Regions from separate parts of the Mus musculus genome. Here regions 2 and 3 are each linked to region 1. The links are chromatin loops, found by intact Hi-C in ENCODE. Cell type or tissue: left cerebral cortex. All regions are shown on one strand. Links, peaks and the distances in the headings refer to the core of each region. The heading gives the core; the rest is flanking DNA. Region 1 overlaps Diaph3 (diaphanous related formin 3). Region 2 overlaps Diaph3 (diaphanous related formin 3). Region 3 overlaps Diaph3 (diaphanous related formin 3).

Region 1 (10,946 bases), core at 1,960-6,959:
TGTGCGTGTGTACATGCATGTCCATGCCTGTGCTGTGTAGGTGTATTTAGGACAATGCTTATATCAGAGTTTTATCAGCTATAATTCCTTTGAAGTCAGATCTGAATTACTTCTTTCTGGTTTAAGCATGTTGGCTGATTTTCAGACTTGGATGAGTTTCCCTGTAAATTGCTGTCGATGTGACTGGAGTACCCAGGAGCTGTCAGGATGGCTCAGTGATTTAACACTGGTGTCCTGCAGCTTTGCCTGTAATCAGCAGATGCTGCGGTATTACCATAAATGTTTTCCTAACTGCTTCTGTCAAAAAGAGAAAATTCTTCCTGCCCTGAGTCTGCCGCTTCTGATTAAATTCAGTTTGCCTTCTTTTGCATAATTAATGTCCCATGATGATCTCTAACCTTTTGTTTTTAATATTGCCTCTTGGTCTAGACTCACTCTTTACAGGGAATCCCAACCAAATAGGACAAAAAGCAATGGCTGGTGCTTTTGCACAGACCCCCAGCATCTCCTTGCTCTAAGCTGATACTGTTGTATACACAATCACTTGTTCAGGATCCTGAAAGGTTTGGTCTTCGCTGCGTTTGTCACTGCTGGGCGGTGTCTGTTCACTTCAGAAGACTGTTTCTGCAGCTCTTTGTTTGCAGCACACGTTTGCCCGACACCATGTGATGATAAGATCTGCTGTAGGCTGTGCTTTCCCGGTCTGTAAAGTAAACTCTTAGACATGAGCCAGGCAAAAAGCTTCCTGATCATCCACAAAGCTTTCTGTATCTCTTGCCCAAAGGAACTCGGAGATTATCTTCATTATAACAAAGTAAATGTGTGTATAAGATGAATACATTGAAAACTGAAGACCCTGTTTGTCAGTGAGTATATTTTAATACATTATCTCAGTGGGAAAACATTCTTAAGTTTATTAAATACGATTAAACCATGAAAAGCCTGAAGTGCTTCTCTGCCTGTTCCTTCAGAGCTCAGAACTCTTTGGCCTGACAGCCACCTGTGCACTTTACTTCTTAAATGGAGTGTAAATTCGAACAGATACAGTTGGTGGTGTTATTCTTACACTGTAAGATTTTTTTTTTTTAAGGAGCTATATGGCATCTCCAAGATCCTAAATAAAGCCTACAGTTTTGAAAGAACTGCCCTGCAACCATAATTGTATGAAATTAGAGTAGTGACATTTTCCTGTGTTTCAAAAGAAAGACCTAGTAATTGAGCTTCGTGTTTAGGGGAAGATGCTATTTCTTCTATAAAAATTTTTAACCAGTAAATGTTTATCACATTATTTTTTATTCTTTTTATATACAAACACAGAACTTCAGAATAGAAAAGATTTTAGACATCACAAAGCTGTTCTTTTTTCTTTTTTAGTTTATTCTATTTCCTCCTGACACTCAGCTCAGCAACCATGGCATAAAGCCAGAGTGCTACATACAGTTTGGGGATTTTCAACTTGTGGCTACTGAAGTGTTAACTTTAAATATAAGTTTGCATTTATCACACAAAAAGAACAAAGGAGACACTTACTTTAACATCTCTGGTTTCATTGCCCCTCATATAGGTTCCATATAAAAGTGAGATTTATAATTAAAAAAGAAAAAATGCATTTCTTGACCTTCTTCATACTTATATTAAAAATCCCTGAGCCAAATGCTACTTAGGCCTTCTGTAGCTCCAGGACATTGTTCTTTATCCACACAGCCAACAACATTGTCATCCTTCCATCCTAGTTGACAATTACTTTGTATTAACTACTTCTAGAATAGCCATGACACCCTTTGAATAGAGCAACTGTCCATCACTCAGATAATGGCAAGGTGCCACTTGAACTTGAGACTATGAATTTTCATTGGTCATGCTATTTCCCACAGTTGTCACTAGAGTAATCCACATAGCTTCATGGACTCAATTTTCTTGTTGGTCACCACTTCTGAGGAGGAGTCACCTGGCACTCAATGTGCTGCTGTGTCCACACCTGCTCACATGAGATCTGTATTCAGAAAGTAGCAAAATTAGAGAAACTTCTGGAACTCTCAAGAATCAGAACAAGGGACTACAGTTTACTCAAACCGAAGATTTCACTGGATCGTTTTTTTTTTTTTCAGTTTCTTTCATTTCTAATTTATTCATGAATATAATGTGTTCATCACCAGCCCCGCCCCCATGAAAGAAGGAAGGAAGGAAGGAAGGAAGGAAGGAAGGAAGGAAGGAAGGAAGGAAGGAAGGAAGGAAGGAAGGAAGGAAGGAAGGAAGGAAGGAAGGGTGGGTCACAAATGTGTCTCACTCACTCAAGATATTTGAAGGTGAGAATGGTAACTGTACCTCTAAGACAGAGTCTCCTTCCCTCTTTCAGGCCCCCCAGAAAGCTTCCTTGGTTCTTTTTTGCCTAAATAATTCTAGACCCTCAAAAATTTTAGGCTTGATATTTCTGTAAGTGTGCTCTATCAGGAAGCTGTCAGATAACTTTAACTGATGATGAACTGTAATTCATAAGCATTACAGCTGGCATTCCCACCACCTCTGTCATTCAGAGTTTGGATATCCACCCACCTCATTCCTATCAAATTATCACATAAATACTTATCACAGGAGTTATCACTGCAGCTATGAGTCTAATGATAATATATGTAAGCATATACCAGATTTCCTAAGAAATATTGCATTGAAAGACTTCGAAATGAAATCCCCTTCCTTTTTTTTTTTAAGTTTAATACATTTAGAAATTTTTCCTGATTGAATGTTGTCAAAGAGCAGGTAGTTCTGTTTTAACTTAAAGCTACCCTTCTTTCAGAATACCTCTTACTGTCTATTGTTAATAGTTAGAAGAAGCCCACAAGTGTGGCCTTCAAGGCTTGCATGGAGATCCCTAGCAGTCCTTTCTATTCACATCGTGGGCAGGTGGTCTGTATAGTTCGAAGAGCTTTTATGCATGAACCCTTTGAATTACTGGATCAGGTTTTGGGGGTTGCTTGTCTGTGTGTTTGTTTATTTGGTTTGGTTGGTTAAGTGTTTTTGTTGTTGTTTTTAGAAACAGAAAGTGAAGTAGAAATGAAGGGAGTAAGAGAATTCTGAAGGACATATGAATGACCTAGCTGAAAGGAGATGGAAGTCCTCCAGTGTCTGGAACCTATGCTGCTGATCCAGTCACAGGTGCAGTCTGCAGCTCAGCAGATGAGCAAGAGGAAGTGGTTTTTTGGTTTTCTTTCATGCAAAACCAAAGCACAAACAAATCAATAAGCAGCACTTGATAAATGAAAAGGTTGTTCCAAGGCAGTAAGCTCAGTTAAAACTAAATCTGTGTAGGCAGCAGGGGGTGAGATAAAGCTAGCCTTGCCTCCAGGGAAAGGCTTTCAATTTGCAAAAGGAGATAGTCAGGGCCCTCTGAACCTGGAGACTCAGAAGCAAGTCAATCCCTGCATCAAACCAAGAACTGTCCACGTCTCACAAAGACTAGCTAAACTCCTGCAAACCAAGAACTGTCCACGTCTCACAAAGACTAGCTAAAGTCCTGCAAACCAAGAACTGTCCACGTCTCACAAAGACTAGCTAAACTCCTGCAAACCAAGAACTGTCCACATCTCACAAAGACTAGCTAAATTCCTGCAAACCAAGAACTGTCCACGTCTCACAAAGACTAGCTAAAGTCCTGCAAACCAAGAACTGTCCACGTCTCACAAAGACTAGCTAAACTCCTGGTCGGTCGGTTGGTTTGTTTGTTGCTGCTGCTATTGTTGTTTTGGTTTTCCTTGGTTTCAGGTTTTGGGTTGGTTGGTTGGTTTTCCTGTACTATAGTGATGTTAACCTCATGTAGTCTGTGAACCAAGCTGGGAGATGTAACAGAAAGTTTTTGTCATGCCAAGCACACAGAGAACACAGCCAAAAGATGAGACAAAGAGCTTCTTTTACAGAGTCTGGTAGAGAAGACATTTAAATATATCTCATGTTTGGGATTTGTTAGGACAGAAATGCATGGGATCCCTTGAGCAGAGAGCCTGTAGTTACGGAGCCTTTCTTCACGGTGCTGTGCTAAATCACTTCTCCCCTGTTCCTAGCTGTGAAGTGGGTGGGCAACTGAGCCTCTCTCTGGAGAGAGACTTGAGGCAAACTGATAAGTTTGAGCACTGGTTTGTTTGTTTGTTTGTCTTGTTTTGATTTTTACTATCTGTGCGGTACCAGCCCAGGAGAGGAAGAAGAGGACCTCATTGAGACATGGTTCTCAACCAGGTCAGGATCTCAGAGCAAGCCTTTGGAGCGTCAGCTCAGTTCATTACATGTTCTTGCAGTAGAGGCCAGTTGGTACTGTATAAGCCGGTCTAGATGTGGATATTTCATACCTCATACCTGCATTTCCCTCTCTGTTTCAGTGAAGGGGATACTAGTCCATTGGTCTCCTCAGATCCCTCTAGCTACTAATCCTCACCATCCACTCCTTAGAGGCCCCTTCAGTCACCACTGACCTCTGCAATTGCCCTTTCTTGTGAACTCTAACGCACTCATAGTACTTAAGCTTTCCGCTTTATTATTTAAGAAACGTGGAGCTTGACTTTTGTCAAAAGGAATAACATAAATCACGTTTAATAAAGCGTTTTTATAATTAGAGGCACAGAGCCAAGTTTGGTGGCTCATACCTGAAATCCCTGTACTCAGAAGGCATAGGCAAAGAGAATCATACGGGGTTTGAGGCATGCTGGGTTACATAGAAAACTCCTATCTCAGAAAGGAAGAAGGCAGCACTTAAAACACTGTTCTATTCTAGGTCCTCTGTTGTTTGCTGCAAGGCTAAAGCAAGTAGCTTGGTATCCAGGCCTTGTAGATGCAGTTAGATTGGCAGCTTGCTGGAGGTAAAGACCATGCTTCAAGCCTGTTTACTGTGCACTGTGCTCCGGACACCAGCATCAGCTAGCTGTATAGGCACTGTACACTCCAGTAAATGAGCAAAAGCAAATTGTCCATATTGTATTCATAACTATAACAGGACCATAGAAACTTAGAATAAAATGGACACTTCTGTTTCTAATACCACAAAGGACAGAAAGAACACAGACTCTCAATAGCATGTATTCTTGTTATCAGAGGAACATGTAGCAGGCGGATCAGGGCATGAACATGAAAGAGAAATCTGGTGGCGGGTGGCATCGTGGCCATCAGGAGGGACTATTGATGAGATTTCTAGAGATACTAGATTATCAGAAACAAGAAAGCCTACTGGATAGATACAAATAAAACCATTTTCATCCAGTGTCGGCCGCTAGTTAGAAAGCACTGGGCTGGAGCTTTGGCATTTAAAGCAAATCAAGGCCTCTGCCATTCTCTCACTTTATTGGAAAGCTTAGAGAGTGAGTTTAAGATTCTGAACCTGCCATTGACACAAGTAGTACTTGTTACAATAGAAACATATGTGCCCTAGCATCAGTAACCGAGTATCTTCTCAGACATTAGCAAATCTGATCCGTGGGCTTACTGCTTCTGTGAATAACAAGGTACAGAGCGGCAGGTATAGGATCAGTCAGGACCCGACACAGCCTGAGCACAGGCGGGCCCTGGAAATAGATGCTCCTAGCTGTCTCTCGCTGGAGAGCGAGCTCGATAAATTTGTAAGGCATTTGCCAGAAAGAGTGTGGGTAAAAATGAAGAGTCCATAGTTCTCTCTTGGGTCCCAGCACTAATGCAGTGGTGCTGCGGGCCTCCCCTTCTGCAGTTACTGTTATAGATGTTAGGTCAGCAGCAGCAGCATGGATTGGAGCAGGTACTTAGTCTTCCCCAAGCCCCAGAAGGTTTCTACACATCAAAACCTCCTTCCTCAGACTTTATTCAACCGTGTAGGAATGCAAATAAGACAACAAGCTTGTGTCTACCCACCTGACACTGAATGTAGAATTTGATTGCAGCCCTTTTTTTTTTTTTTTTTTTTTTGGCAGCCAAAAATGGAGGGAAGTGCTTGTAGATGCTTTGTTGACAAGACACTGAGAATGTGGATATAATTGTGTCAGAGGTGTAATGTATGAAATCTAAGCGCTCTGTGGGTTGTTACAGTTCATAATTATGTCATTAGCACATATCTAGTATATCATGTAGCAAACCTGACTTGACAATGACTTCATTCATTTAATTAATCTGACCTCTAATACTTAGGTCTGTGCATGCATAAGATTAGTATGTACAAGAAGAAAATGCACAGAGCATTCAAAGAGTAAAGTAGACTGAGTGTGGAGGTTCACTAAAGTTCTGTCACCAAAATGAACTTGGTGAAACTACAGACTTCCGCTTTCCTGCAGTTCAATTCTTGCAGCCTTCTTACATCGCAAGAGCCTATTAATTGTGCATGCCTTTAACCCCAGCACTTGGGAGGCAGAGGCAGAGGCAGAGGCAGAGGCAGAGGCAGAGGCAGGCGGATTTCTGTGTTTGAGCCCAGCCTGGTCTACAGAGTGAATTCCAAGACAGCCAGGACTACAGAGAAACCCTGTCTCTAAGAAAAAAAAAAAAAGAGAGAGACATACTCATCACATTGCATTCTTTCCTCTTCCAAAGAAAATGTGAGCCAGTATAGGAAAGAAGGACCATTCACAAAAGGTTTTAAAAACCAGATAGTTCTCAAGTATGCTGCTATATGTAATGGTTGCAAAGGAATGTTCATTCCATGTTTTCAAAATCACTAAAAGTTATTCAGGGTACAATATTGTTCACTAAATCTATTAGTGACAGGTGTAACTGGCTGACCTCTAGTGGCTATAACTGTAGCTACATCTTAGTTTACTGGGGGCTTTTAGGAAGTTGGCTTCTGTACCAAGGCTCTGCCTGCCTCCCTGAGTACAGGGGTGTCTTTAAAAAGAGAGAGAAATGGGGAAGGAAATTTGAGTTTCTAAAGTAGGAGTACTACTAATGAGATTATCTCCCCCGACGTTCCATTAGTCTATGTTAGAGGGCAGTGTGTAGAGGATGGACTCCTGTTCACTGTGAGGGCAGCTCCTGGAAATGGAGCACCCAGCTGCCGTTAGCAGCAGTCTGCACGCATCTTCAGGAGACCTCCTCCCAGCCAGCTTCCAGCAGCAATGCACGTGCAGCAGTGTTACATGGGATGTTTTGTTAGATGCCAGTGTGGATGTCTTTCTTATGTGTAAATGTGGGGCTTCTTGAATATTCTTATGTTGGTTTCATTAAGGCTCCTCATATATATTGTCATGTTTCAGAGAAAAACTTTAGAAATGCTGTCTGTGACCAGAAACGATTGGAACTGTCCAATAACTTAGGGATCTGAGTGTTCTAATTATTCAGGAATGACACAATAATAAATGTGCATTTATTATGGTGCCCTGCTCCAGAAAACTGGGAGAGATGTTATACTGTGGCAACTAAGAGATGATTTTACCATGTGAGGTTCATCTCTTTTTTTTGCCTTATCTTTACAGTACATCACACTAGAGTTTTCTGTGCAGTGTTCTTGATATAATTGTCCTGACCCTTGAACAAAACCTTGCATGATATCTTAAGCAAAAACATTAACAGGTATAAAAAGAGGAAATATAGTAGAAAATACAATCATTAAATCCAGAAAAATGTTCAACAGCTTTAAGTCATCTAAAAGATCAAGTGAGAACATAACTGAGGGTAAATTGTGGTCATTTCTAGAACTGTTGTATATAGATCAGTGACCCTTGCTGCCGGCTGCAGGATACTTGAAAGTATCTAGAATGTCTTTCATAACATATAAATGTGGGGGCTTATTTGATAGAGAACTTATTTCTCTCAATGATTAAATGAACTGTGAATTCCTAGACATATATGGCTATCGTGGCTCCCCAGTACATGTTTCTTAATCTCAAATACCATGTGGATTATACAGCTCCATAGACAGACTCCAAGGTCTCTTCTGTGATGACACGTGTAGCTCTTAAAGACTGTATGACAAATGGAAGAAGGAACAATTAATTGCTTATCCTTCCTCGTCTGTTTGCCTGCCGTCAGCACCTTCTTCAGCTTTACCAAAAGTACTGTACTCTGAGGCGTGTTTTTTTTTTTTCCTGCCCACTGTATGGTACATTTCTAGTGCTTTGTGTTTTGTGTTACCATAGAGACAGGAGGTATTCCAAAGCCCCAGGAAGAGAGTGGAAGCAAGTCTTTGAGTTAACAGTCCCTGCTGGCAAGAAAAGCCCGAGGCAGGAATCTATAGCAGTAAACGGAAGGAGGGAATTGTGTGGTCCGATCTGTCTGTGTGTCCATGGAGTCTTAGAAAGCATGGACTCAGCCAAGGCAGCATTAAAAATGAGCTGTTTACAGCAACCAATTTTTCAGAGATCCCAGGACAGCCTGGGCTTTCATAGAAACCAAACTGGGTGTTTTATTTGCAAGAAAATAACTGATGCGACATTGACCAACTCCTTTTTCTGTTTTCCTCATTAAAAAGGGACAGCTTCAAAGAGAGGCCCTCCTTGCCTCAGTTATTTTGCTGATCAAAAAAAAAATCTCACCTTTAAAATGAAGGTCGATAATTCTTAACTTAGCTGAAACAATGAGAAGTCAGATTGTAGCTCCAGCACCAGGGACACAGCCAACACCCAGCGCCACCCAGAATCTATATACGATAGAAATGAGCAGACATTTCCCCTCAGTTATATTCTCCCTCCATCCTGAACATGACCTAAGGCTGTCGTGGTTTTCTGTATTTAATGATTATACGTTCGACTATATTGCCTCCTACTTCATACCTGTTAAAGATATCATACTTCTTAAAAATATCACACAGGCCCTGTTAAGGGAATCTGATAATGAACTTCAACAGCAGAGAACATGAAGTGAGATTTTAGAAGAACAGATACCATCAGAATCCTTTAAAATCAGTCTCTCTGGGGAGCCTACAACCTGTGATTAAGGTGTTTGCTTAGATTTCTTTTTTCTGTTTGGTCTCAGATAGGACAGTGTAAGTAGGGTGCAAGCATATAGTAACTCAAACCGTATTAGCACTTCTTCCCGGGTTAACTCTACAGAACTGTGCTTGGAAGGAGGGTGGTACCCGCAATCAACCTGTAATAGCTGAGGCTGAGAAAGGTCGACTGCAGGTTTTACTGTTGTCATCCTGCCACTAGGAGCTGGACGTGGACTAGCCTGGGCTGCTCCCTTTTGGTGGCATCTGCTAGTCAAGTTCTGTACTCCATCTCCTTTATAGACATAGACGAGTCTGAGCTCTTCGAAACACATACCAGGTTGTATAATCAATCCTGGTACCATCAATCCAGGGCAAGGAAACACTACTGAGCTCTGTCGGGGACATCTAAACAGGCCGGTCTATCTGCTTTGACCTCACCCTGACATAGGATGTCCATCAAGAAAAGCCACCTTCATCTGCAAACATAGAGAATCATGTTTTCTAAATTAGATGTTTCTGGCTCCCATGGTATACACACTACTAAGTAAAACAAAAATCCCTAGATGGCAACACTGTCCCCTTGTGCTTAGGAGGCTACATGAAAATGTCACATCATGGGCAGTACCAGCAATAGATGTGTAAGCATTAGAATTCAAGTTTTCTGAGTAGGACTGTAATTTCTGTCTTCTGTCTATTTTCCCATTCGCATAATCCAGGTTTCCGAGCACGTGTAACTGTCCATTTCCACACAAAGCAAGATCACAGTGAGACATTGCACACGGAAGCACCGCTTTCTCTCAGCCCAATGTTTGTCTCTATTAATGCTGCTGTAGATAATAACAGACACGTTGAAGTAGTTTTTGAGGCCCTGAGATGCACTGTCACCACATTACAGGACAGAAACCGAGCACCTCCCCCTGGAGTAACCTGACCCCGAATTTCAGTTTGCATAGTCCACTCCTCACTGCCTCTCCCATCTGCTGTAGGCAGAGGTTACTCGCCTAGCTGAGACCTGTTTGTTTTCTGTGTCAGTCTCATGCTTGACTGTCCCTACCTAAAGCGCTTTTCTCTGTGCTTGTTGGATAACCCAGGAAGCATATTGGAATGGAGTGAAACATACATTACGGGAATGTTTACCAGTTTTTTTTTTTTCTCAAGGAATGAAATTATTTTCCTGACCCGAGCTGACCAAGAATAGCAAACAAAAACTGCAGACAGACACTGTCAACTTGTATCTACATGTTGTTTGCAGTATTGATGATAGACATGCACTGTGTATGTTTTTTTCCTACCTGTTGACTGTTTTCGGCAAGTGGCTGCCACAGCATACTTTCATTACTCAGGGTTAGTGGCACAGAAGAGTGTATAATTTAAGATTAAAGCTGCACTTTATCTTAGAGTGTAAAAACTGATTGCAGGGAAAACCCAAAGCATCGTAAGGCTGGTGGCTACGCTGTTCTTTTACACACAGGTTCAGCGTTAAAAGGCTGAGTACACAGGATGAATGCGGGCTGTCTTAAATCATATCAAGGTGCATTGTTAACATGGCTGTGCAGTCCAGCAAAAGTTCAATCTATTAGAAAAATAAAACCATTTTCACAAAATTGTATCCTACAGTAATACCTGATTCCTTTAGTAGGTCTCCTCGTTTGTTGATGGCTCTCAAATTATGTATTGGGGAAGTTTACCCACTCACTATCAAGAATGTATTGCTATCTGTAATCTATTTTATAGGAAATGTGAGTGATACATTTCTGTTGATAATGTACTATGATCCGTATAAAGCACAAAGCTCCATTTACTTGTCCATGCATAAGTGAGCAAAAAGGCTTGCTTTTGGTGACTTTTTCTTTTTTCTTTAAATTAGATATTTTCTTTATTTAACATTTCAAATGTTATCTCCTTTCCTAGTTTCCCCTCCGAAAATCCCCTATCCTCTCCCCCCTCCCCCTGCTCCCCAACCCACCCACTCCAGCTTCCTAGCGCAGGCATTCCCCTATACTGGGGCATAGAACCTTCACAGGACCAAGGTCCTCTCCTCCCACTGATGACCTTCTAGGCCATCCTCTGCTACATATGCAGC
Region 2 (10,946 bases), core at 3,182-8,181, 220 kb before region 1:
ATATTGTAGGCTCTTTCAGTTAAATTTGTTTTTTGTCTTTTTCCAGTGACAGTTAGCTTTCTTACCCATAAAGCTCTGGGAATAGAATGTAGAGATTAGGGAATGAAGCAGAGAATTCCTCATTCTTCTCGCCATGTGTTATTTATTTATTTATTTTTTAAAGTTTGGAATTTTAAACTTTAATAAGTTTTCATTTTTATAAACACATTCATAAAACAACTTACAGATAAAAATCACATAACACACACACAGCATAAGTAATCAGAGCTAAGCTCTATGCATCTCAGTGACCTTCTATACACTTAAGTTAGCAATTTAGAATGGATGCTTTGTACCTTTCCATTAGATTTTACACTTTTACATCTTCCCCATTTGCTGTGACAAAACCCTTGACAACAGCACATGTTCATTGTGAATCACAGATAGAAAATGTATCTGCCACTGTGGAGGGGACGCCAGGGCAGGGACGCATGAGGCAGCAAGAGCTAAGCTCTTACTCACTCTGTTCTCCAGAATGATGATACTGGGTTAGTGTGGGCTGAGAGGAGGTGGGAAAGGCATGCTTGTTTCTTCCTTTTGTTCACTTTAAGACCACACCCCATAGTCTAATGTGGCTGATACTTACATTGCATCCTCCATCAAGAAGCTAGCTAGCATAGAGAGGGGTGAATGACAGGGAGGAGGACTGGGGAAGGCATGTTTCTTTCTTTCTACTTTTCAGTGTAGGACCTGGCATCATAGGTTAATACTTCTCATCTTTAGTGGGTTTGTTACTGTATCAGATAAGCCAGGCTAGAAGCTGCCCCAATAGACAAATTTCTGTCCAGGTGATTCCAGACCAGCTGTGCTCAACCTAGTGATTGGGACCCACTTGGGGGTCAAACAGGCCTTTGTCAGCCAGAGGTCACCTACAAGCATCACAAAACAAAGATGTTTCCATTATGATTTTTAACAGTAGCAAACATATAGTTAAGTAGCAATGAAAATAATTTTATGGTTGGGAGTCACCAACCACATGTGTATTAAAGCATTACCCAACCACTCTGAATTAAAGCATTACAGCATTAGGATGCTTGAGAACCACTCTTCTAGATCCCATGAAGTTGATAACAATTTGTATTGTGATAGTGAGTGGTGGGGACTAACACTCAAGCAGGAACTTGCACATTCCAAACTTGGTCATAGCTCTGTGTGAAGTCTGGTGACCTGGGAAGTATATCCTTCTGACAGTCTGGACAGAGCTGCAGCAGTCAGCTGCCTGTGCCCTGGACTACACACTGCCTGACCCTCTCTGCCCTTGGTGGTTGGAGGTGAGGTTGCAGGGAATCAAGACACAGACTCTGGGAGCAGGTGGGAAACACAGTGGCGAGCTCATGTGAAAGCTGCTGCAAGCTCCTTTAATATCCTCCACCTGTGCCTCCATTGGTCCCTAGAAAGCATCTCTTCTAAACAGCAGTTCTTCACTGGCTGGCATTGTTTACATCAGCAATCCTTGGTTTCTCAGGCAGTCCTAGATTAGGTCCTTCTGCAGGAGATGCTTTGTTTGTTTGTTTGTTTGTTTTTTGAGACAGGGTTTCTCTGTATAGCCCTGGCTGTCCTGGAACTCACTTTGTAGACCAGGCTGGCTTCGAACTCAGAAATCCACCTGCCTCTGCCTTGGAGTGCTGGGATCAAAGGCGTGTGCCACCACGCCCGGCTCGAGATGCTTTTTATATAATTAAGTTTATTAAATTAGTCATTCTATTCTTTTACATCTCAAATGATATCCTCCTTCCTGGTTACCTCTCCACAGCCCTCCCCCCATCCCATCCCCTCTCCTACTCCTCCTCCCCTTTGCCTCTATGAAGGTGCTCCTCCACCTACTCCCTCTAGCAGCCCCTTATGCTGGGGCATCAAACCTCCACCTAGGATCAAGGGCCTCCCCTCCCATTGATGTCAGACAAAGCTCTCCATATACCTATGTAGCAGCTTTTGAAGCTGTGTGGTCCCAGCATTTATATAAAGGTAGCCTATTCCATTTCTGCTACATTCATATGTGGTCCTGAGTGTACTATTCAGTTTCTTGATTTTTTAGTACTAACATCAGAAAAGTACCTAATTTTTTTTATTTATTTACACTCCAGACTCTTCCTCCACGCCCCCCCCCACTACCTTCTGAAGATTCATATCTCACACCTCCTCCCTCCACCCCTTCCACCCCCATCCCTGTCTCCATGAGGATGTCCCCACCCCCCACTCCCCACCCTACCTGACTTCTAAACTCCCTGGAACCGTTGATTAAATGTGAATTGTTTGTTTGTTTGTTTGTTTTCTTTTTGTCATCCCCTCTTTTCAGTCTGGCTCCCCTTCCCCCAGCTACTCTCTTTACACCCCCACCCTTGTTGCACCTCTCCTTTTTACACCCAGTCAAACAGGAGAACCTTCCCTAAGGCCCCAGACTCCATTACAGTATAAAGGTTATGTTAGGCTAAGCATGTGAGGTGTCACAGTATGACGGGCATTTCCTTTTCTTTCTGAATTCAAAACTCAATTTCACTTTGGTGCCTCTATTAAGGCGAAATGAGTGTGGAGTTTATTAATTTTATATTAATGATAATGTCATAGTTTTAGAAAATTGGATACAATTTTGTTGTTTATAAGATTCCTACAACAGTTTAAGATTTTTTCTTGAACTTATCTAGACTTCAGATTTTTAACCTTTATATTAAAAACATACTTGCCTTTTCAAAATTTAATTTTATTTATAATTCATTTTTTACACTCCATATTCCATTCCCTGCCCCTCCCCATCCACCCTCTGACTGCTCCACATCCCACACCTCCTCCCCACCCCACCTGCACGTGGATGCCCCACCCCCCACCCCACCTAACCTCTAAACTCCCTGGGGCCTCCAGTCTCTTGAGGGTTAGGTGCATCATCTGTGAATGAATACAGACCTGGGAGTCCACTACTATATGTATGTTAGCGGCCCTATATCAGCTGGTGTATGCTGTCTGTTTGGTGGTCCAGTGTTTGAGAGATCTAGGGGGTCCAGAAGGGGAATAGACCCAAAAGATGCACCACCATGCCACAGGGGCTCCTGTTCCACGATGTTCATAGCAGTCTTATTTGTGATAGCCAGAAGCTAGAAACAGCCCAGATGTCCCATGATAGAAGAATGGATACAGAAAATATGGTTCATTTACACATTGGAATACTACTCAGTTGTTAAGAATGAGGACATCCTGTCTTTTGCAGGCAAATGGATGGAACTAGAAAATATCATCCTGAGTGAGGTAACTCAGACCCAAAAGGACATGCATAGTGTGCACTCACAATTAAGTGAATATTAGCCAAAAAAAAAATTAAATAAATAAAAGAAAGAAAGAAAGAAGGAAGGAAAGAAAAAAAGAAAAAAACCCATACAAAATACAGAAGATACAATCCACAGAATTCAAAAGGCTCAACAAGCTGAAGTATCTCATTCTCACTTGGGAAAGAGAAGAAAGCAATCATACTTGCATTTTAATGTAACTTAAAGTACTATTCTTTTTGAATGGTATTAGTCAGGGTGCTCTACTATTGGCTCTGTCTTCTGACTCTCCTGTATGGAGCCAGGTCTTGTGTTGTCCTTTGCTTTCCCCTTTGAGTTGTGGCTCTTCTCTTGGGTGCTATAGAGAGACACTGCCACTTCAGATTCTCACTGTTCTCCTCTGTCCCCACCCCTCTCTCCTTCCTTCTTTGGCAGGATGTCTCTAGCTCTAGCTGGCCTACCGTTTGCTTTGGAGACCTATATTCCCTCCACATTTGCTCAGTTCCCTGCTAAGCCACAGGATTCCCTGCTAACATATTCATTTCGACAAAAGATAGTTAAAGTTTAGTTGTGTTACTTGCTAGAGAGATTAATAGGTATGGAAATTCATTATTCTGATTCATACAAATTACAGACTTTTGAGAAAATGCATTCTGCTTAAATACATATACAAACAACAGATAATGAACAAGTTCACTGAAGGTATTTGCATTATACTTGCTAAACTATATGTGCACCATGAGCATAGTCAAACATGGGTACCACTGTCGTTACCAGACAATGAGGTGAGGACCAAAAAATATGTACAAGTTTTTTATATCATGTTTGAACATTCTAGAGTATGATGCACAATTTGACTATTAGAAATACTGTATGTAAGCTTCTATCAGTGTCATGGTTGAGATGAAAGATTCTGTCTATTGATATTTGAACCATTTTGCTGAGTCCCATCATATATTACATTCCTGAAGATTTGTCACTATTTAATGTGTAAGTATTCTCCAATTTCCTGATAATTCAGATTTTCATTTCTATATCTAATTCTCCCTTGAAATTGGGAGAATTCTTTAATGCCAATACTACCTGTCTTTTCGATTAAAATTTTTAACTGAATTTAGATTAGTCAATATATTGCAATGCTAAGGATTTAGCTGCTCAACTGATCTTTATAGTAATTCACATCTTATGCACCTTTTCTGAACGAATTCTGCACATGCTGCTCTGAGTGGACCTGGATAAAACAACTTATGTGATGTCTACATGTGGCTACTCATGGGCCGTATGTTAGTGGGTGATAGAGAAGCTTCCTAGAGAGCGATTGTTATGGGTGATGCTTGCTCTTGAACTCAGACCCTTCATAGTTTGCAAGCATGCACAGGGTCATTGAACCATACACTCAGTTCTTAGCTTGCTAACCATTATAGTAATATATAGTAATATATATATAGATAGATATATAGTAATTGATATATCGTAACTGCATGTATTTGTAAAGTACTATGTATAGAGATGAATTCTGAGAAGTGACCCTATCTATCACCTGCCTTGCCTATCATCATTTTTATGTGGAGGTAATGTTTGGAATTTGTACCTATTTTTAAATATGGAGTCAAAGTTTTATGTTATGACTTTACTTTTATTTCTATATCCCAGAACGTATTGATACTTTGACTAGTTTTTTGTTTTCTAGCAGATTTTAGTACATGAAAAATAAATCAAATAATCTGAACCAGCTTTCATTGAATTCCTGAGAAATGGTGGTTCTGGCCACATTTTTGAAGGTTCTGGGTTCTTATGTGGATGCAGTGGAGTCCTCTCTTATCAGCTTCTTTTTTATTCATGTTAAGACATGAAAATACAGTCCCTAGGAGCTTGGGCTAACGGGGTCATTTGCCTACTGTGCTTTAGATTCCTTCCTTCTCCCATCAACCCGAACTACAGTCTCTTATTCAAGGTTGATGTCATGGAGTGTAACCTGACTTAGTTGTGTGAGTATGTTTCTTATATTTGTAGGGTTTCTTTGATCAATAAGCCGTTAGGTAAAATCACTGTGTTCACAGTGGCATGGCTTTAACTGTGTGAAAATGATTTATGTAAATATTCAACAGGATCAGAAGATTAGCTGCAGTTTGGAAAGAAACCTAAAAATTTGCATTTGAAGCTTGGTATACTAGACTTCCTTTGATTAAAAACCCTGGGCTTTTGAGTATTTGTCTCCATATTATTTAATTCTGTTAATCTGTCTGCTCTTCAAAGGAATCAAGAATTTATAGGAGACTGAATCCTACAAATGTCCTCTTTCTACATTGTATTTTGATCTGTTACCATTTGGTGTCACTGTAGGGCAGGGCTTTCAAACCTTGTGAGGTAGAGGACTCTTGATTATTATTGTTATTCTAAAATGTTGTATAAAGTTCCTGCATACTCCCTGCATTAAAATGCTATTTTAAAAAAACATAATGTTGATGGAAAATTCATAACATAAGAACATTGAAGACAATGTGAATGTCCCTTGACTGCCCCTCCCCCACCTCATTTTACACTAATTGTCATAATAACAATTGGCTTCTTATTCCTTAGTATTTGTAAATGCATGGATGCATGAATACATTAAAAGGTGTTTTGTCCTGAACCTCTTTTCATTACACAATGAAAACTATTTTCATGCCACACTGTTTTTAAATTCTTGTTTCGAATTTCATAACCTATATTATGACTTTGAATAGGTCACTTTGTATCACCTAGTTTTTCATTGAAATATGAGCCCATACTCACCTTTGTGCTTAAATTGACAGCATTGTGGTCCAGCTTGAAGTCTAGTTACTCCTCACTAGCTGTATGGCCTTCTGTGCTTGGATGTTCATGTTCATTTGTTCCCATCCCGTCCTAGCTCCATTTTCATACATAATGGGGCACAGCTTCCAATTGCTTTTCTCTTTCTCTTTCTCTCTCTCTCTCTCTCTCTCTCTCTCTCTCTCTCTCTCTCTCCCTTTCTTCCCTTTCTTTTCTTTCTTTTCTTTCTTCCTTTCTTCCTTTCTTTCTCTTTCTTTCTCTTTCTTTCTTTCTTTCTTTCTTTCTTTCTTTCTTTCTTTCTTTCTTTCTTTCTTTCTTTCCTTTCTTTTCTTTTCTTTTCTTTTCTTTTCTTTTCTTTTCTTTTCTTTTCTTTTCTTTTCTTTTCTTTTCTTTTCTTTTCTTTTCTTTTCTTTTCTTTTCTTTTTCTTTTCTTTTCTTTTCTTTTCTTTTCTTTTCTTTTCTTTTCTTTTCTTTTCTTTTCTTTTCTTTTCTTTTCTTTTCTTTTCTTTTCTTTTCTTTTCTTTTCTTTTCTTTTCTTTTCTTTTCTTTTCTTTTCTTTTCTTTTCTTTTCTTTCTTTCTTTCTTCTTCTCTCTCTCTCCCTCTCTCTTTTTTTTTTAGACAGGGTTTCTCTGTATAGCCCTGGCTGTCCTGGAACTCACTTTGTAAACCAGGCTGGCCGTGAACTCAGAAATCTGCCTGCCTTTGCCTCCCAAGTGCTGGGATTAAAGACTTGCACGACCACGCCCGGCTCCCATTGCTTTTCTAAGAACCTACCACAAACTAGTTGCTTCAAAAATAACAAGTTGATTATCTTGCAACCTTGGATGATAATCAAAACTACAGAGAGAGAGCTAGTTGAGTTGAACTCCTGTTGTGGGGCCTAGGGCTTTCCACCTACAAATGAAGCCCACATTCCTTAGCCTATAGCCTAGCATGATTTTTCTTTTTTTCGACCATAACTCCTCAGACACTGTTGCTTTGTGACAAGGATTCTGTAATAACAATCTGCCAGATGAATCAAGGTAACATTCCTCTGTGAGGATCTTTGTCAGTTTGATTGGCCATATCAGGTAGTGTATTCAACTGTTTTGGAAATTAAAATGTAGATATGTTTGAACAACAATAATTCTGCATACCACATGAAGTAGAATAAGTCTACCTTCATTTTTTTTGTTTCAAATATTAATTAGTGTACTGTAGTAGTTACATATACATTATCACATAATCAAAAAATATTTATAATGGCTAACTTTTGTTATTAATATTAGTTGTATTGTTATGTTTTAGGTAGCAGTATCATAAGTTGGTCAATAGTTATTTCTGGTTCTGTTAGGGCTTTGTTGCTGTTTGTTTTTTAAGACAGACTCTCAGTAGTTCAGGTTGTCATTGAGGTCATGAGCTTCCGGCCTCAGGCTGCAGAGGCCTGGGACTGCAGGGATGCGGCATTGTGGCTTGCTGTGGGAGTTTTAGGTTATCTGCTGCTCTATCCTGAGTTGAACTTCTTGGGGCAAGCAAATATATCCTTATATGATCTATGTAAGCTAGAATTATTTTTCTTGTACTGTGAACCATGTTTAATATTAGTTTTCTTTTTTTGGGGTGTGGTGGCCTTAACTGTTCATAATATTGAAATAATATTTATTGATCACTTTTATTTTTAGATTTGAGGTAGTATTTGGTTATATTCCCCCTGCATTGCCTATCTCTATGTTTTCTTAGAGCTCTCTTTATGATATACCATTTATTCATAGGAATACTCAATATTCTCATTGCGCTCACCTGTCTTTTCCTTTAGTAATAAAGCCATCTTCACCTTTTAGTTTAGATGTTTTTATTTTGAAGCAAATTGTGCTAGTGTGGTGCCATACAACACTCAAGAAGTGAGCGTGTGGATTGGGACAGCTTTGAGGCTAGCCTGGGTATATAGGAAATATAAGTAGATAAAGCAAGGTGGACTGAAGTAAAGAATAGGCATGCACAGTGTTATAGAGTCTTGTCTGTCTACAATAAGAACAGACTTGGTTGGTAGTTCTTCAGTTAATATGGAGAACTGTATTGTAAAAAGATGTAGCAGAGAAAAGTGACTGGCCCTGGTCATCCTTCACAGATTCTCTATGTTCTCTTAGTTACTCCACATGGCTCTCACAATGGTGTCTACAATTTTGGGGTTGACATCAGGCCTTTAAAATGCTATTTTGAAATATAACTAAATAGACTGTAAATACCACATTTTAAATATGTAGACTTTTAGTAATTTGGGCTTGCAACCACAATCACATTTAGAATAACAAACATGCAAGTCGTCCTGGACTGCCTCCTCGGGCCTCACCAGAATCTAGCCTTCCTGTTGTCTTGTGGGCATCCGACTAGCCAGCAAGAACAATGCTGCAACAGGATCCTTCTGCACACGTTTATTGGGAGAGCTTGATTGCTGAGGCGAAGAGACCCCAAGCCCAGAACTGGTGCTGCTTATATAGGCCTAGGAGAGGCGTGTCTCACACCCGGATTGGTTATGCATTCTACCTCATTTGCAAGTTCATCATCTGATTGGTTAATCTCTCTCAGTACCTCACAGAACCTCATTAACGTACCTCATTTGCATGTCTTACATCTGATTGGTTATTCTCTCAGTACCTCACAGAACCTCATTATCATACCTCATTATCATACCTGGGCCAGGAAGTATCTTGGCAAAAAATTTTACTGCATATGTACACATTGGTTGTTTGCCCAAACTTATGCATGGTGGCCAGCAGTAGCCAGCGCCACTCTGCAACAGCACATGTGGCTTCCCACACTGTGGCATTGTCTTCTCAGGAATCAGCTTTAGCCATCTCCTTCCAGCTTCCCGTTGTTGTCTGTGGCTTCTCCACCAAACATTCTGCTGCTCTCTAAAGGCAACACAGCCTGCACTGCTAGTATGCTGTATTTCCTTTCTTTACCCTTTGAGACATTCTCTCTGGAAAATGTCTCAACACTTCTATTCTTTTGCATAAAATTCAGCATCTTTCCTCTCTGTTTCTATAGTATCCCTTGCACATTTCCAAATGTGTCTTACTACACTGGATTCTAAGTGTTAGTTTACAACTGAGAGTCTTCATTTACGCTCAGAATATTTTGTTAGGCTACTGTGTTATCATCTTATGGTTCATCTTCTAGAATGTACTGAACATATGATATTGATTCTATGAATCCAGGAAGAAGTTGGGGGCAGCCTAAACTGAAAACATGGAAGAATCATAGCACAAAACCCAAAATACATAGAATCATTAAAACTTGTTTTTTTTGAGACAGGGTTTCTCTGTGTAGCTCTGGCTGTCCTGGAACTCACTCTGTAGAGACAGAGGCACTCAGATTTCTGAGTTCGAGGCCAGCCTGGTGGCCTTGTGAGTTCCAGGACAGCCATGGCAACACAGAGAAACCCTATCACATACAACAACAACAACAAAAAAAAACTTTGCTATTATGATCGTGTTTTGGGCCATGAACATTCCAAGGTGCTCAGGCCAGAAGATAACTTTCAGAGTTGATTCTCCTTTCATTTTTACGTGACTTCTATGATTGAGCTCAGGTCACTAGAGTTGAACTCCTAACTCCATTATTTTCTGAGCCATCTTGCCAACCTCAAACCAAGTGTTCTTTACACTCACTTTATAAAAAGGTGTTGTTAGAATATTCACTTTAATTTGATTAAAAACAAGCCAGTGGATGAGAAAGTATATTCTTCTCGCTAACCTACAGTACTCAGTGGACATTTGGATGACCTTTAATTCAGGAAGCCGTCATTTTTCATTTTGTAAATGTGCATCACAAACAAGTTATTTTGTTATTTGCCAGAATTAGCTTTTCATTTTATTTGTTGCACAAAGGATAATTTCTTGAAACACCTTTAGAGAAGACTGACAGAGGAAAATGGGGCTCCCGATTTATATGGGAGCTCCACTTTCTCAGGCTGAATGCCTCCAGAGCTTCCTGTAACTTTTACATTTTGCCTCTGTAAATGCTTCACAAATGTCTAGATCAAAATAAGGCATGATTCACACAGTTATATTTTAAAATGTAACAGGCATGGGCATGTTCTGCCATACTGTCATTATTTTTTGTTTTTATGTGTATGAGTGTTTTGCCTGCATATGTTTCATGTGCATGCCTTGTACTCAGAAAAGCCAGAGGTGTCCGTTCTCCTGAAAACAGTTCAGACAGTTGGGAGCCCACATGTGGATGCTGAGAATCAAACCTGGATCCTTTCAAAGAGTAGCCGGTGCTGTAAGCTGCTGAACCATCTTTCTAGCCCCTGGTATAATTTCTTTAAGAATACACTTGACTTTTCCCAATCATTGCTTCCTCTTTTCTTTAGTAATCCATAGTCTGCATTGTCTGTCAACTGGATAAGATGTGAGTGCAGTGGGTGGAGTCTAGCATCTTCTCCAGGTTCCTGCCAGCTTGCTCCCAATTTCTGTTACTGGTCAGCACCTGCCAGGTGTCCTAGCTTACATCCATAGTCAGTCACAGCCACAGATCTTTCTCTGTATGTGGAGAACATGTGTTTGGAATGTTAAGCAATTCTTTCCTACCTGTATATATTGTAGAATTATGCTCCACCTAAGATCATAAAAGCTTGACCTTTGTCCATTACTCTGAATCCTTGAGTTTGTAAACTTCTTTTTCTTTTCTTTTTTATTTATTTATTAGATACTGTCTTTATTTACATTTCAAATGCTATCCGGAAAGTTCCCTGTACCCTCCCCCAGCCCTGCTCCCCTACCCACCCACTCGCACTTCTTGGCCCTGGCTTTTCCCTGTACTGGGATATATAAAGTTTTCAAGACCAAGGGGCCTCTCTTCCCAATGATGGACAA
Region 3 (10,946 bases), core at 3,722-8,721, 100 kb before region 1:
TTTTTTTTCATTTGTAATTGTTAATGAGTTTATTGAAAGTTCATTTGTCTCCGTTTTCGTCCCTGTTATTCTGTGACTTCTGAAGCATGCCACTTCCTACCACTGCCACTTGCTACCCATTCAGACTTGCCTGAATGTCCTTTTTCCTTTTCTTTAAAAAAATTATTGCAATTAAGACTCTCAAAACTGTCTCTATTTCTTAATACTGTTGTGAGGATTTCTGCATCAGACTGGGAAAGGCATAGAGAAAGAGCACCATAATTTAATAGAATAAATCCATATATCTCTGTAGAAACAAAGCAAAAGACAACAAATGTTTATAGTGCTTTGGTCAAGAAGTCACACTAGAAATGAACTGGAGGCCATAAATTCCTTTGTTTAGGTAAGATTGACAATAGTGAAGTAGGTTTAACCAAGAACATTCTGAAAACCCAAAATGCTATTCCACAAGTCTCCAGGGTTTTCTGTGTTATCTATGGGGTTCATTGATTTAAAGTAAAAACATTTGGCCAGAAACTTAAATATATATTTGAATACATATATACATACACATATATACACATATATTATATATGTATATATTATATATATGTGTGTATGTATATTTAATATATAATCTCCAGAAATGCTCTTAGCTGGGGTTTGGAATCCTTCTGGCCACTAAGCTGCACAGGGGGCCAGCACTCTGCTTCATCCATGTACAGGTAGTCACTAATTATGGATGAAAATTCCTCTCAGGTGGTAAGTCCCAGAGACCAGCATCTCAGGGCTGATTCAGTGCCTAACACTTAGTCCTGAACACTTGATTTGTAGAATTGGATTAAACTGCAGACTTCATAGTTTGCTATTTCCCACTCCTTCCTGAACAAAACAGTTTGAATATTCTGCCATCACCTCAAAATCAATTCATTTAAAACCTAACTTATCATGTTCCACATAAAACCTGATTTTCATGTTCTCATTCTGGGTTAATGATACCACCGTTTTCCCAGCCACCCAGGCTTGACACCTTCACACCATGCCAGCTTTAATCACAGTGAAGTACAGTCTTGATTATTTCACACCTTTCAAAAATACTCTGTGGCACTTCTTCAGCCTTGAATCCAGGCTCCCAGGCCCGCCTCCCTGACCTTATTTTCCCCTTCCTCCAGTGCAGGCCATCTGCTGCTGTCAAGAGCATGACTGTCAGGGACCCTCTGGGCCTCCTGCGTTCAAGCCCCTCCCGCTGACTCCTCAGAGCCTCGTGTCCATTTAGCTCAGCTTCTCCTGGAAGAAAACGACTCCTGTGAAATTAGACACCAGTTCCTAGCTTCGCCCTTTTCCTTTTTTCTGATCTTTGATGATGAACTGCGCTTTTTCATCATCTAAAATCTCTTCATTCTTTGTCCAAAAACTTTGTAAGTTAAAAAAAAAAATGAAGACTATATTCTTCATATATAATTCCTCACTAATATAATAATAGTTAAAAAAACCACACACACAAAACATCTGCTAACACCCTTTCAGTGGGAAGTTGATAGAGATACCTTACTCCACGGCACTCTATGGTTCGGGAACAGCAGAAGGCTTCTTTCTGCTCAGCACACTGGACCCACAAGGGTCCACACAAGTGGCCCACAAGGGGGATGTATTTACCAGGGACTCAGTGATGGACGACTTCTAAGTTTTGCTCTCTTCACTGATTGCTAGAGTGTTCACAAAGAATACACTCATCAGATTTCAACACCTAAAAACACAATCCTTTAGATCATTTTAAATAAGCATAGATTTTAATAATAATCACTAGAAAATTGTTTGGTGCCTTGCTTTACCACCTGGTGGTAATTATAAATATAGTAATGAAAAATGTCATTTTTGTCAAATGACAGAGCTATGAATGATCAGAGAAATGTCTGTTCGATAACTTCAGATAAAATAACTACCCTCCATTTCATTAACTGTGCTTTAGAAGTGGCCCCATGTACAGCTTAAATATATTTCACTATTGTTTCATATACCTATGTATCCAAAATATGGGTATCATCATTTAGTCTCTTGCATGTGAACATTCAGGATGTTTCTAGCCTCCTGCAGTTATAAACAATACAATGCATGTTGTTTAACAAAGTGAATTGTATATATAGGATAATTTTCTTATAAAAACTTTTTCATATGTCGTGCAGTTATACCTCTTCTTGGCATTGTTAAATTACTCCTCAAAGAGATTGCATTCATTTTTATCAACAGTGCAAGAAGTGCCCTGCTTTCCCAAGAACTACTACTTCCTTTTTTTTAAAACTTCTTACATTTTTATGTGCATTTGTGTTTTGACTGCATATATGTTGATGCATCGTGTGCATGCCTGTCATTGATGGAGGGCAAAAGAAGGTGTTAGAACTACTGAACCGAGTGAGAGTTACAGGTGGTTGTGAGCCACAGCATGGGTGCTGGTAATTAAACCTTGAGTTTTCTGGAAGAACAGTCAGTAGTTAACCACAGAGTCAACTCTCCAGCCACACCTTGCTGTAATACTTTCTAATATTGATCTGGCCTCTGTCCCTAACATTCTCTAATATTGATATTATCTTCCACTAGTTTACTTGGAATATCTTAAATTATGAAAAATATAGTAAGGTACTCCTTTGTATAGAGCTTCTATTTAAGTTCCTACAATGGCATACCATAATTTAGTAACATGGTAGGTACAGAAATTGACTTCTGTAAGATCAAGGCACCAGCAGATCCAGTGTTTGGGGACAATACTGTCCTCTGTGTCCCCATGGTGGACAGCACAAAGGCGTTTTACAGCAGATGAATCCTACTCAGGAGGGCTCTATTCTCAGGATCTGATCCCTTTGAAGTTCCACCTTTCTGCACCAGGACTTTGCAGATTAGGATTTCAACTTGTGAATTCTGAGCTTTTAGAGATGAGTGACTTTAAGGGATAGTTCCTTGAATATACTACCTGCCTATGGATTTATTGGCCATTATCTTACTGCGATGCACATGCTTTAATGATGTTCAGCCCTGTGAGTTACTCATGGTTCAAATGCTTTTCCAGTCTATCCTTTATTGTTCATGTGTAGGCTATTATTTCTTTCAAGTGTTAGATGTCTATACGACTTTCGAGTTTGGGATTTTCATTGAAGATCTTCATCTTCTAGAACTAATGAAAGTTATTTTCCTTCCTATCTGCTCTGCTTTTACAGATTAATCTTTTAGAGTTGTAATGTTTGATCTACTTGAGATTTATTTTGATGTTATTAGCAAGATGGACAGATTGCTGTCAGGATAGTAGATTCTAGATGTCTTGTTATGCCCTGCTGATTTGAAACACTGCTCTTAGCATGAATGGGCTTTTCCTTCTCATGACACATGTGATAGGCATCACCCGAACCCATACATGTAACCCATTGGTGTCCAAAGTCATTTGACCACAGAGCCAACTGCTCTTACCTTCACTTGCAACATACTCGTTCAGACATATGGCTTCTTGTGGGACAAGAATTCCGAGAAAATACTATCTGATATTCTCTTTCCTAGAAAAGATTCTTTATTTCATTTTTAATATCTCCTTAGTAGAAATAAAAGTATATCACCTATAACCCTCATTTCCTCCCCCCAGCTCCTCCCCATCCCCCTCTTCTGACTCCCTCCTGCATCCTCCTCAATTCTTAACTTGGTACCCTCTTTGTCTCTGATTATTATTGTTACGTGTGTGTGTGTGTGTGTGTGTGTGTGTGTGTGTGTGTGTGTGTGTGTATCTGTATGCTTAGTATATACAAATGTAACCTACCTAGTCCATTTTTGGTGGTGGTATATACATGGTTTCAAGGCTGACTACTTGGCATTGGAAAACCTATATAGTAGGCTCATCTCTGGGAGAGGTTACTTCTCCCATGAGTCATTACTTGCCTATAGTTCATTGTCTAGGACTGTGATCCTAAAGAATCATTACCTTACGTGTTAACATGTCCGTTGATATTGCCATTATTCCAGTCTTGATTTTGCAGGATTTCTAGGGGAGACTGTTTCACAACAGACCTTCAGGTATTCTACATTTACAATCTATTTGATGCTTCTTGAGCCATAGATGCAAGAGCTGTGATGTAGATGCATCTTCTGGGGCTAGGTCCCTCAGGGTCTGTGATCTCCACACTGTGTCCACTTGTGGTTTTCTGTCATGGTTACTCTTGTGATAGAGACTTTGAAGAGGGACAACTCGTGCACATTTAAGAATTTTCAAATCTTTGTGTATCTATTTAATTTCTTTTCTTTGTTGGTTTTTTTTTTTTTCTTTCGAGACAGGGTTTCTTTCTATAACCCTGGCTGCCTGGCTGTCCTGGAACTCAGTTTGTAGACCAGGCTGGCCTTGAACTCAGAAATCCGCCTGCCTCTGCCTCCCAAGTGCTGGGATTAAAGGCGTGAGCCACTACCACCTGGCTATTTAATTTCTTAATGTAATATTTTGTAATTACTAATTTATACATCAGTTGCATGAGTCCTACTAAGTTGTGGGCTGTAATATGTTTATCTTTTTTTTTTTTGGTTTTGAAAACAAAGTTTTCCTGTTAAATATTCAGAAGACAGTTTTATTAGATATTTATATGCAGTAATCAAAAACTATAATCCCCAAATCATTTTCCTACTTAATGATTATAAATTTAGAAATGAAAAGTAACATTACAGTACTCAGTATACTGTTTTTATGTGTAAAGTCTGGGCTTATAATTTTGGGAGAGTTTTGTTTCATTTTAGGTTTTTGTTTAATAATTTATCTTATTTTTTGATATTATTATTATACCATTGTCCCTCCCCTTTTCTCCCTTCAGACCCCAGAGTATATCCTTCATTGCTCTCTTTCAAATCCATGGCCTTTCTTTTTTAATTAGATATTTTCTTCATTTACATTTCAAATACTATCCCGAAAATCCCCTATACCCTCCCCCCGCCCTGCTCCCCAACCTACCCACTCCTGCTTCCTGGCCCTGGCATTCCCCTGTACTGGGGCCTATGAGCAAGACCAGGGCCTCTCCTCCCATTGATGGCCAAATAGGCCATCCTTTGCTACATATGCAACTAGATACATAGTTCTGGGGAGTACTGGTTAGTTCATATTGTTGTTCCTCCTATAGGGTTGCAGACCCCTTTAGCTCCTTGGGTGCTTTCTCTAGCTTCTTCATTAGGGGCCCTGTGTTCCATCCAATAGATGACTTTGAGCATCCACTTCTGTATTTGCCAGACACTGGCAAAGCCCCACAAGAGAGAGCTATGTCAGGGTCCTGTCAGCAAAATCTTGCTGGCATCAGCAATAGTGTCTGGGTTTGGTGATTGTATATGGGATGGATCCCCAGATGGGGCAGTCTCTGGATGGTCCTTTCTTCCGTCTCAGCTGCGAACTTTGTCTCTGTAACTCCTTCCATGGCCTCCTTTTTTATTAATAGTTTTTACACACATATGTATTTAAATATATATTTCTAAGTACAGCCTGCTCGGGTCTGTATAATGTTGCTTGTATGTGTGTTTTGAGGGATGGCGCCTTGCTGTTGGATTGCCCATTCTCTTCCCCGGGAAGACTATTCAACTCTAATATTCTATAGTTCGCCGTAGTTCTCTGTGTATGTGATGGAGGCTTGAGGGCTTTTCCCAGAGCACTTTGGGGTCGCTGTTGTTGTCTGTGTTCAGGCAGTCCTGCTAGTGAAACTCAGGGTGTAGCTCCTGACCTCATGGCAGACTTCCCGCTCCTCTGGCTCTTACAGTCTTTCCATCACATTTCCTCTCTTAGGCTTATGCATCAGTTTAGGGTTGTTTTTGAGATATGATCAAAATATATATATCCCACACTGGTCTGAGTCCTGACCTTCCTGCTCAGCTCCCCCAGAGCTGATATTATAGGTACACCCTCCTCATGACTACATGATCTACAATATTAGTGATGCCAGTATTTAGATTATTATTTTGCCTTGGTGTCTGTATGTATGTGTAACATCCAAAAATGACTTTTTTCTTGTTGAACCACAAAAACACACATAAATAATCCTTTATTTGGGCCAGCACTTTGGTTAGGCTAAAGTATTTGCCACTAAGCCTGGCAAAATGAGTATTGTCCTCATAACTCACATGGTAGAAGAGAGAGCTGACTCCAGCAAGTTGTCCTCTGACCTCTAACACACACCCATACCCACACTCACACGCAGACCCATAACTAATAGATGTAAAACTTTTTCTGAGAACATTCATTTTATAATTGTAATCTGTGCAGCCTTATTTACTGTCCATCATGAAATTATTTAAATTAAAATCTAGATAAGATGAAATCCATCACATGCTGACTGTGACTTACACATCTCATTGCATTTATAAAAATTTTCACTTAAGTTTACAAATATTCTTAGGTATTGCCTGGAGCAACTCAACATATCATTAATGTTAATATTTTGATTGCCAGAAGGGGGCAGCATTCTACAGTTGCAGTTAGAGCTGCCACAAGGCCGGTCCATGAGAAATGGGATAATAGTTATGGACATGCACTCTGCTCATGTCTAGTGCCTCGGTGCATGGCGTCTCTAGCGTTGCTGGCAGGGAGACTGGGAAATGGGTGTTTTTAGCTTCTTGTTGTTGGCTTTTCTAGCCTTCCTAGCTGAAGTGGGCAGGGGCTGACGTAGTTAGTGGTTGAGGATGGATTTGGGCTCTTTTTCTTTTTGTTTTTTCTTTTTTTTTAGTTAGATATTTATTTCATTTACATTTCCAATTCTATCCCAAAAGTCCCCCACCTACTCCCCCACCCACCCACTCCCACTTCTTGGCCCTGTCGTTCCCCTGTACTGAGGCAGATAAAGTTTGCACAACCAATGGGCGTCTCTTTCCACTGATGGCCGGCCGGGCCATCTTCTGATACATATGCAGCTAAAGACACGAGCTCCAGGGGATACTGGTTAGTTCATAATGTTGTTCCACCTATGGGGTTGCAGATCCCTTTAGATCCTTGGTTACTTTCTCTAGCTCCTTTAATGGGGGCCATGTGATCCATCCAATAGCTGACTGTGGGCATCCACTTCTGTGTTTGCTAGGCCCCGGCATAGTCTCACAGGAGAGAGCTACATCTGGAGGATGGATTTGTTACAAATCCCAATCAGCTGAACAGGGAGAGTCACAGTATTAAATGTAATACCAGCTAATGTGGATCTGCCCTGACCAGGTGGAGACACTGTCTTTAAACAGGTTAACTCAATTCTGACAATAGCTTGCTAAGGTAAATTCTATTAAAGAACTCATCTCATAGCTCTGGGAAGGTATAGAGGGCCAAACATGGTCAGAATGGGAATGGAAAGCCAACCACAAGAACTAATAACTCTTTGCACTGGTCAGTTTCAGGGTAGAAGAGGCTTTCCTTAGGAAACACTATAATTTTTTTGCTTCTAACTCCCATGCGTTCACGTTAGAGGAATAATGAGCATAGGAAAAGAAAATGGAACATTTGAACTATTATGGTTTACTTTATCCCCGATCCCATTGCTTATAGTCTGTGGTTGTGTGCAGCATGAGAGAGGTCTCCTCTGCTGTTGTCTTTGTCGGTTAAGTTCCAATGAACATTGGCTCTCTACACCCCTTGACTCAAATTTCAACATTTCTTCTGTATTAAAACAAGTTCAGAGATTTCGTTTGAAGTTACTCCTGCGTTTTTGCTCTCTGGTTTAAATAGTATTTTGTGCTTTAATCTAGATGGTTAAGGGCTAAGACACTGTACCAAGAAAGGCTTCTGTAAATAGCTGCACGGAGCACTAATTCACGAAGGCATCGTAGACTAACAGCCAGGGTTTGTTTTTTGTTTGTTTGTTTGTTTGTTTTTGTTTTCCCTTCTGGAAGGTTGAGTTAAATGTGAGCCTGTAAATTTTGTTTAGTAGCACACTTTAAACACTCTTTTTTTGAAAAAAAAAGGGGGGGGGTATTTTATTTACATTTCAAATGTTATCCCCTTTCCCAGTTACCCTCTGTAAACCCCCTATGCCATCCCTCATTACCCTGCTTCTATGAGGGTGTTCCCCCACCCACCTACCCACTCCTGCCTCACTACCCTAGCATTCCTCTACACTGGGGCATCGAGCCTTCACAGGACTAAGGGCCTCCTCTCCCATTGATACCAGATAAGATCCCATCAGCTCTTTCGTTCGTCCATTGGAGTCCCTGTGCTCAGTCCAATGGTTGGCTGTGAGCATCCTCATCTGTATTGGTCAGGATCCAGCAGGGCCTCTCAGGAGACAGCTGTTTCAGGCTCCTGTCAGCAAGTACTTGGTGGCATCCGCAATACTGTCTGCATTTGGTGTCAGTATATGGGATGGATCCCCAGGTGGGGCAGTCTATGGATGGCCTTTCCTTCAGTCTCTGCTTCACATTTTGTCTTCGTGTTTGCTCCCATGAATATTATGCTCCCCCTTCTAAGAAGGATGGAAGAATCCACACTATGGTCTTCCTGCTTTGTGAGCTTCATGTGCTCTGTGAATTGTATTGGGATATTTGGAGCTTGTGGGCTAGTATCAATTTATCAATGAGTACATACCATGTGTGGTTTTTTTGTTTTTTTTTTTTTTTTTTGAGATTGGGTTGCCTCACTCAGGATATTTTCTTGTTTCATCCATTTGCCTAAGAATTTCATAAATTCATTGTTTTTAGTAGCTGCATAGTACTCCATTGTGTAAATATACCACATTATGTGTATCCATTCCTCTGTTGAAGGACATTTGGGTTCTTTCCAGCTTCTGGCTATTATTAATAAGGCTGCTATGAACATAGTGGAACATGTGTCCTGGTCATATGTTGGAGCATCTTTTGGGTATGTGCCCAGGAATGGGATAGCTGGGTCCTCCGGTAGTACTATGTCTAATTTTCTGAGGAACCGCCAGACTGATTTCCAAAGTAGTTGTACAAGCTTGCAATCCCACCAACAATGGAGGAGTGTTCCTCTTTCTCCACATTCTTGCCAGCATCTGTTGCCACCTGAGTTTTTGATCTTAGCTATTCTGACTAGTGTCAGGTGGAATCTCAGGGTTGTTTTGATTTGTATTTCCCTGATGACTACAGATGTTGAACATTTCTTTAGGTGCTTCTCAGCCATTCAGTATTCCTCAGGTGAGAATTCTTTGTTTAGCTCTGTTCCCCATTTTTTAATAGGGTTATTTAATTCTCTGGAGTCTAACTTCTTGAGTTCTTTGTATATATTGGATATTAGCCTTCTATCGGATGTAGGTTTGGTAAAGATCTTTTTCCAATCTGTTGGATGCCATTTTGTCCTATTGACAGTGTCCTTTGCCTTACAGAAGCTTTGCAATTTTGTGAGGTCCCGTTTGTCAAATTTTGATCTTACAACAGAAGCCATTGGTGTTCTGTTCAGCAATTTTTCCCCTGTGCCCATATGTTCAAGGCTCTTCCCAACTTTCTCCTCTATAAGTTTCAATGTATCTCGTTTTGTGTGGAGGTCCTTGATCCACTTGGTCTTGAGCTTTGTACAAGGAGATAAAAATGGATTAATTTGCATTATTGTACATGCTAACTGCCAGTTGAGCCAGCACCACTTGTTGAAAATGCTGTCTTTTTTCCACTGAATGCTTTTATCTCCTTTCTCAAAGATCAGGTGACCATAGGTGTGTGTGTTCATTTCTGGCTCTTCAATTCTATTCCATTAATCTACCTGTCTGTCACTGTACCAATACCATGAAGTTTTTATCACAATTGCTCTGTAGTATAGCTTGGGGTCAGGGATTGTAATTCCACCAGAAGTTCTTGTATTATTGAGAATAGTTTATTGCTATTCTGGGTTTTTTGTTCTTGTTGTTGTTGTTGTTGTTGTTGTTATTCCAACAAATTTGCACATTGCTCTTTCTAAATATATGAAGCATTGAGTTGGGATTTTGCTAGGGATTGAATTGAATCTGTAGATTGCTTTTGGCAAGATGACCATTTTTACTATATTAATCCTGTCAGTCCATGAGCATGGGAGATCTTTTCATCTTCTGAGACCTTCTTTGAATTCTTTCTTCAGAGACTTGAAGTTCTTATAATACAGATCTTTCACTTGTTTAGTTAGAGTCACACCAAGATATTCTATATTGTGACTATTGTGAAGGGTGTCATTTCCCTAGTTTCTTTCTCATCCCATTTATCCTTTGAGTAGAGGAAAGCTATGAATTTGTTTGTGTTAATTTTATATCTGCTGAAGTTGTTTACCAGGTTTAGGTGTTCTCTGGTCGAATTTTTGGGGTCACTAAAGTATACTATCATATCATCTGCAAATAGTGATATTTTGACTTTTTCCTTTCTAATTTGTACATTAATCAATTAGGCAATTTCTGTGCCCTGAGTTCAGGCCTCTGAATCAGTTAATCATCTAATTAACCAACGTCCTTCTAATCAGTTTTTAATACCTACTGGTTATCTCCTGTCAATCTGGATACATCCCAAACTAAGGTCCCTCCCTGGCACAGTTTCTTTTATTACCATAGATGGTCCCATTTTTTATGAGTGCTATCTATGTACATCATGAAACCCAAGCCAGCAACCTGAAACTGATCCTCATCTTTATGTATAAAAGCCCCTTAGATGCAGAGCAAGAGTTTTCTGTTCTTCCTCTTTTAGACACTATCACTGTCACCACTGTCATCTGAACACCCTAACCATGTCTCTCCTTTTCTGCCAAGCCATGAGGTGACTGTCGCAGAGTGCTTTTCTGGGTAGAAATATGACAGCAATGCTTTCTAAATTAAAGGGAGTTCATCACTCATAAAGATACACTCCAGACTCCTCAGCACGGTCCAGCCTTCTCTTCAATGAGCTGCCCCTCTCCAGCATCGGCTTCCTTCCCTCTGGCCCCCTGCTCTTTTCTGTTCATGCCTGAGGTCTGCAGGTGGTTCACTGGCCTCCAGACGCCCAGCTGTAAAGCTCTGTCAGCAGAGACTATCCTCTGTTCCAGCCGC

What was found. A loop is a pair of places that touch in the nucleus more often than their neighbours do. Peaks named below come from ENCODE experiments on the same cell type or tissue, not always from the same donor. Only the 100,000 strongest peaks of a DNase experiment are listed, where the experiment ranks them.
Region 2: a loop joins it to region 1, with 2.2 times the contacts of the local background. A loop is called at or near these places in 3 of 42 quality-filtered maps.
Region 3: a loop joins it to region 1, with 3 times the contacts of the local background. A loop is called at or near these places in 15 of 42 quality-filtered maps.

The regions. Positions count from the first base shown.
Region 1 is chr14:86,674,389-86,685,334 of GRCm38, reverse strand. The region is part of intron 27 of Diaph3 (diaphanous related formin 3); the gene reads left to right. Among named protein-coding and RNA genes, the nearest start is that of Gm33025, 110 kb to the left of the region's middle. In left cerebral cortex, for the core only: a CTCF peak has its summit at 6,726 (motif pointing left); DNase peaks (open chromatin) are centred at 3,897 and 6,832.
Region 2 is chr14:86,893,784-86,904,729 of GRCm38, reverse strand. All of the region lies in intron 20 of Diaph3 (diaphanous related formin 3), which reads left to right. Among named protein-coding and RNA genes, the nearest start is that of Gm41222, 27 kb to the left of the region's middle. In left cerebral cortex, for the core only: a CTCF peak has its summit at 5,619; a DNase peak (open chromatin) is centred at 5,664.
Region 3 is chr14:86,777,282-86,788,227 of GRCm38, reverse strand. The region is part of intron 25 of Diaph3 (diaphanous related formin 3); the gene reads left to right. Among named protein-coding and RNA genes, the nearest start is that of Gm33025, 12 kb to the left of the region's middle. In left cerebral cortex, for the core only: a CTCF peak has its summit at 6,437 (motif pointing right); a DNase peak (open chromatin) is centred at 6,452.